Regions from separate parts of the Homo sapiens genome. Here region 1 is linked to region 2. A link is an interaction called in ENCODE POLR2A ChIA-PET data of the cell type or tissue named here. Cell type or tissue: HCT116. All regions are shown on one strand. Links, peaks and the distances in the headings refer to the core of each region. The heading gives the core; the rest is flanking DNA. Region 1 overlaps CCDC62 (coiled-coil domain containing 62). Region 2 holds the start of ABCB9 (ATP binding cassette subfamily B member 9).

What was found. ChIA-PET counts read pairs that join two places held together with the same protein. Peaks named below come from ENCODE experiments on the same cell type or tissue, not always from the same donor. Only the 100,000 strongest peaks of a DNase experiment are listed, where the experiment ranks them.
Region 1: POLR2A ChIA-PET joins it to region 2 with 10 read pairs; 9 of 35 experiments call an interaction of 5 or more read pairs at or near these places.

Annotation. Positions count from the first base shown.
Region 1 is chr12:122,795,309-122,798,215 of GRCh38, reverse strand. It overlaps CCDC62 (coiled-coil domain containing 62), which reads right to left. Exons shown (of 13, transcript NM_201435.5): 7 at 821-909; 8 at 16-131. Among named protein-coding and RNA genes, the nearest start is that of CCDC62, 22 kb to the right of the region's middle. RefSeq lists a silencer at 2,268-2,468. In HCT116, for the core only: no CTCF peak of the experiment used is centred there; no DNase peak of the experiment used is centred there.
Region 2 is chr12:122,965,210-122,968,116 of GRCh38, reverse strand. It overlaps ABCB9 (ATP binding cassette subfamily B member 9), which reads left to right and starts at 1,654. Exons shown (of 12, transcript NM_019625.4): 1 at 1,654-1,830. RefSeq lists a silencer at 1,346-1,635 and enhancers at 1,400-2,205, 2,206-2,907. In HCT116, for the core only: no CTCF peak of the experiment used is centred there; a DNase peak (open chromatin) is centred at 1,566; H3K4me3 peaks cover 1,554 bases; H3K27ac peaks cover 1,083 bases.

The DNA of each region.
Region 1 (2,907 bases), core at 150-2,649, 170 kb after region 2:
TCTTGCTAAGATTACCTGGAGTCCAGAGCCTTTGATTCCTCCATCTTTGAGTCATACATCTGTATTAATTCCTGAGAATTTTCCACATTGAAATTAAGAAACTGCAGATCACTCTGTTGTTTTACATAAATCTGTCATAGATATTGACAAATCAACATGAAATGTAATAACAAAACTAAACTGAACCAACAATTTGGCACTTTCCCTGAAACAGTTCACAAATCCTAAAACAGGTCAGATAGTTACTAGAGAAATATGCTAAATATGTCTGCTTTTAATTTTCCTTTGTTAGCACTAAGATTTGCTAGGATAGCTGGGCTCCCAGCCTTTGATCACCACAAGCAAGACCTATTTGCTATACTAAACATGATATACAGGCTGGGTGCGCTGGTTCACGCCTGTAATCCCAGCACTTTGGGAGGCTGAGGTGGGCGGGTCATGAGGTCAGGAGTTCGAGACCAGCCTGGCCAACACAGTAAAACCCTGTCTCTACTAAAAATACAAAAAATTGGCTGGGCGTGGTGGTGGGCACATGTAATCCCAGCTACTTGGGAGGCTGAGGCAGGAGGATCGCTTGTAACTAGGAGGTGGAGGTTGCAGTGAGCCGAGATCAGGCCATTGCACCCCAGCCCGGTTGACAGTGCGAGACTCCGTCTCAAAAAAATAATAATAATAAAAATAAATAAACATGATATACAACTAATGTAGTTAGGATTCCAAATCACCAATTAAACAAAATCGACGGGCATACATTTTTCCTAATTTGCTATTTGTTTACAAACATTTCTTATGTGACAGAGAAGGATGATTGGGGACATACCTGTCTCAGATTGTGCAGTTCTGAATTTGTGCGTTCTTGCTTTGACTTCGCAATATTAAGCAATTCATCTTTCCTCTTTTCTCTCTCTACTATTTAAGAACAAGTATTATTAACATTTTTCATCAGCTATAGCCACACAAACCTCTCCATTTCCAACAATTTAATGCTCAGCTAACATTTTTGTTGTTGTTGTTCCTGTACTTAAAAATAGCAGAATGGGCTGAACGAAGTGGCTCACACCTGTAATTGCAGCACTTTGGGAGGCTGAGGTGGGTAGACCACTTGAGGTCAAGAGTTCGAGACTGGCCTGGCCAACATGGTGAAACCCCATTTCTACTAAAAATACAAATTTAGCCGGGTGTGGTGGTGCCTGCCTGTGGTCCAGCTACTTGGGAGGCTGAGGCAGGAAAATCATTTGAACCTGGGAGGTGGAAGTTGCAGTGAGCAGAGATTGCGCCACTGCACTCCAGCCTGGATGACAAAGTGAGGACTTTGTCTTAAAAAAAAAAAAAAAAAAAGAAGAAGTGATTTGTAGATTCAGGGATTATTTGTCTTTCCTTTTGTGGGGAGATAGAATAAGGATGATTTCCAAATCTCTATACTTAATACATATTACTTCAATTATTTATTTAAAAATTTTAAAAGATAAAATATTTTTAAAAATAGAGATGGGGGTCTCACTATGTTGCCCAAGCTGGTCTTGAACTCCTGTGTTTCACCATGTTAGCCAGGTTGGTCTCGAACTCCTGGCCTCATGTGATCTACCCGCCTCAGCCTCCCAAAATGCTGGGATTACAGGCATGAGCCACCATGCCCGGCCAAAACTGAGACATTTTAACAGTGGAAGTGATATCCGTAGTGCATCTGACTCCGTGGGTCTCAATTCTACATGCCTTTCATGTTAACAGCATCCAAGCAGGGTTTAAATAAACCTGTTTTGTTATATTTCCTAATGTTTAAATAAACCTGTTTTGTTATATTTCCAGCTACTTTGGAGGCTGAGGTGGGAAGATTGCTTGAGCCCAGGAGTTTGAGACCAGCCTGAGTCAACACAGCAAGACACTGTCTCTTAAAAAAAATAAATAAATACTTGTTTTGGATACAGCATGGTCCCTAAACAAAAGCCAACTACTTTACCTGGCCCTCAGAGTAATTTTAAATATATCTGAATGTTGGCCAGTGGGGTTGTCGGGGGGCGGTGGGGGAGGGCAGGTGGTCAAAGAAAAAAAAAATATATGTATATTTGAATGTTGCCTTAATCTCTGATTTCAGAATAATCTACTTTTGCATAAGAGGCAATGCCAATGTAAATATAAATGTTTCCCTAGTCCAGATAGTTTTCTCCATGGCTGGGTTTAGCTGAGAGATCAAAGTGGATTGGGTCTGACTATTTTCACAAGTTGGCCACAGAAAACAGAGGTAAGGAACTCTCTGCTGCTATCTGCCTGAACAAGCAGCCTAAGCTAAAACAATGGGAAGGGACTTAGACGCCTGGAACCTGCTGAATTCTGATCAAGACTCTGCCTTTTACCGCCTGGGAGACCTGAGGCAGACACTCAGTCTATAAGAGCTCACCTACAGGACTGTCAGGACCCACAGAAATGTAAACTAGTATCATTGTTCTCTTTGCAAACTCCTTACTCCTAGTTATGTACAAGCAAAACATGTCCCTCAGCCTATGTAAAAGAACACGCCTGTAATCCCAGCACTTTGGGAGGCCAAGGTGGGCAGATCATGAGGTCAGGAAATCAAGACCATCCTGGCTAACACGGTGAAACCCCATCTCTACTAAAAAATACAAAAAATTAGCTGGGCATGGTGGCGGGCGCCTGTAGTCCCAGCTACTCGGGAGGCTGAGGCAGGAGAATGGCATGAACCCAGGAGGCTGAGCTTGCAGTGAGCCGCGAACACACCACTGCACTCCAGCCTGGGCGACAGCGAGACTCCGTCTCAAAAAAAAAAAGAACTGCATTTTCTACAAGTTTTAAACTTAAAAGTAAAACTTTAAGACATCTTCCAACTTCAAATAAAACATGGTAACATCTGACTGGGTGCGGTGGCTCACACCTGTAATCCTAACACTTTGG
Region 2 (2,907 bases), core at 219-2,718:
ATTCCATACCTTTATATAACTCTATGTCTTCTATTTTTTTTTTTCTGGCTACAGAGTATTCTGTTGAACAGGTGTTCTCTAATTATTTGGCCAGTTCCCTATGGAAGGGTATTTAGGTTATTTCCAGACTTTTGCTACTGTAGTAACTACCTTTAAGCTAGTACCTTAGCTCCCTTGCACAAGTCTATCTGTAGAGGAAATTCCTTCTGGGTTAAAAAAAAACATAGTGTTGTAAGTTCTGAACAAATTCCCCTCTAAAGAAGCTGTCCCACCAAGTAGCAGAGGACATTTCCAATTCAGAGAGTGCTCCAAAAAGCCTCTGTTCAGGGCTGGGCACACATGGCTCACGACTCTAATCCCAGCAGTTTGGAAGGCCAAGGAGGGCAGATCACTTGAGGTCAGGAGTTTGAGACCAGCCTGGCCAACATGGCTAAACCCCATCTCTACTAAAAATACAAAAATTAGCCAGGCGTGGTAGCGGACACCTGTAATCCCATCTACCTGGGAAGCTGAGGCAGGAGAATCACTTGAAGCTGGGAAGCAGAGGCTGCAGTGAGCTGAGAACTCGCCACTGCACTCCATCCTGGAGTCTCTGTCTCAGGAAAAAACAAAGCCTCTGATCAGAGGATCCAGGGATGTGGGCAGTTCTAGCCCCACCTGCTGCCCCTCTGGGCCGTAAGTCCACTCCCCCACCCACTTCCCACGGTTCAGGCCACATGGACCCTTTTCTGGTCCTCAAGTGGCCAAGTTGGTTCCCACCTCAGAGCCTTTGAACTTGCAGGCCTTAGCGTAGGATGTTCCTCCCTCCCCGTGGCTCACGCCTTCTCACCTTTCACTTACACAATTTTATTTATTTTACTGCATCCAGTACCTGAATGGCCTTATGCACTTACTTGCTGATGTTCTGTCCCCTTCACGCCATGAAGGCTGGGAGTTTTCTGTCTTTTCACACACAGCTGTGTTCCCAGCACCTGGCAGTCACTGAGGACATATCGCTGCCTCCCCTCTCCAATGCCCCGAATCCCTGATCTTGCACCAATTTTCTCCGTAAAATGTATTCCCTTCCAATATATCTCATTTGCTTATATGTGTTGTCTGACACCCTCACTAGAATGTCAGCTCCAGAAGGGCAAGGATCTTGTTTTGTTAATTGTTTAATTTCAAATGCTTAAAAGGGCATATGGCACGCCGTAGGCACTGGATAAATATCTGTTGGGTGAACGAATGAAAGAATAAGTGAATGAATGAGGACCATAACCCACCCTCCTGGACTGGCTGGCTGTCCCTCCAGGGAAAAAGGCCAGTTAAAAAGCTGGCCTCCTTCAGGTGAAACCATTTCCGTCCCCTCAGGATGGGCCCGTGGCTCCAGGTGGAGGCCAGCACGCAGTGTGGAGGGCCTGGTTGGCCAGATGTGGGAGGAGTTTGCCACAGGTGAGCAGGTGGCCAGCTGTGGCCCCGCCCCCAGGAGGCCCGTCCCCACCCGGAGGCTTCGCCAGCCCCCTCCTCGGGGGCCCCGCCCCGTCCAGGAAAGCCCGCCCACTCCTCCTGAGGCCCCGCCCCTCCCGGGAGGCTCCGCCGGTCCCTGCCCCAGGATCCCCGCCCCCTCCGTCACTGAGGCCCCGCCCCGTCCATCAGCCTGTCTCAACGCACGCCAGTCTCAGCTCCGACCTTGCAGCGGCGCAGCGCGGGTGGGAGGCGGGGAGGAGCAGCGGGAAGAGCGGAGCGAGGACCGCGTCCGGCGCAGTCTTCAATGAGCAGCGCGGAAACTGCACCCCAGACCCGAGCCTGCTGCGCGCCCCCTCCCAGAGCTCACCTGGTGCCAGGTAACAGGTAAGGGCAAGGCACCCTAGACCCCTGGTTTTGGGACCTTTCCAGGCCAGGGTGCCAGGCCAGGCACGCGTTGGGGGGCGTCTGGGCACCCCTGCCTCGGTGGGAATAGGCATCTCGGTTGAAGGTGGGAGCCTCCCTGGAGCCCTCCCGGAGCCCGCAGCCGCAGCTCCCAGCCCCCATCCCTGCAGCATCCTTTCCGCGCCCGTAGGGCGAATGTTGCCATTTTTTTTAACCCCCAAGGCGCCGCTGCCTCTTGGAAAATGTGGGAGGTGTTGGAGGATCCTGGGATGGCTGTCGTTCCCCCAGGACGGGGCTGGCGCGCCTTCTGAGGGCTCCCACTGTCCATGTCAGGGCTTCCCAGGGATCCTGAGCACCAGGGCTTTGGCAGAAGCCTGGGGGATCTGGCCTGTTCCTGCTGACCTGGGCAAAGCCCTTTTCTCAGTCTCCTCAGCAGGCCAGTGGGCTGCCGCTGCTCCCCGCCATCCACGCTGGCAGTGAGGCCTGTAGGTTCCCAGGGGAGCCTCTTTTATTTCTGGGCCTCTGGAAAAAAAAAAAAAGCCTCCTCCCCCGGCCTGACATTAACTGAGACAGCTTTAAGCTGGGCTGACAGGATCCCCGCCTCTGCCCATTCCCCTTTTCCGGATAGTGCAGGGCCGGGTGACAAGAGGAGGCTTGGAGGGAGGGCACCTCGCGCCTCTCTGCCTCTCCTAGAGCTGAGAGCACCTGAGACAGCTTCTCAAGTCCCAGAGTGAGGCTGGGCCCCACGTGGGCTGCCAGAGGCTCAGCAGGGATGAAATCAGGATGGACCCACGCAGACCCAGCCCGCTCCTGCCCCAGAGCCAGGGACCCCCACAGTCAGGCCCTCCCACCCAGCAGGCCTCTGTCAGTCAGTGCTTTGCTGCGCAGCGAATGGAATGGGCTTATCTGGGTCTGGGCCCACACCGGGGTAAAAAGCTCACCATGTCAGGGGTGAACCGAGGCCACTGGGCCACCCAAGTTCTTTGGCCCCTTTTCTTGCAATCCCTGAATAGCCTGGACAGGGGACCCCCGAGTCTCCATCCTGGAGACCCTGGATGC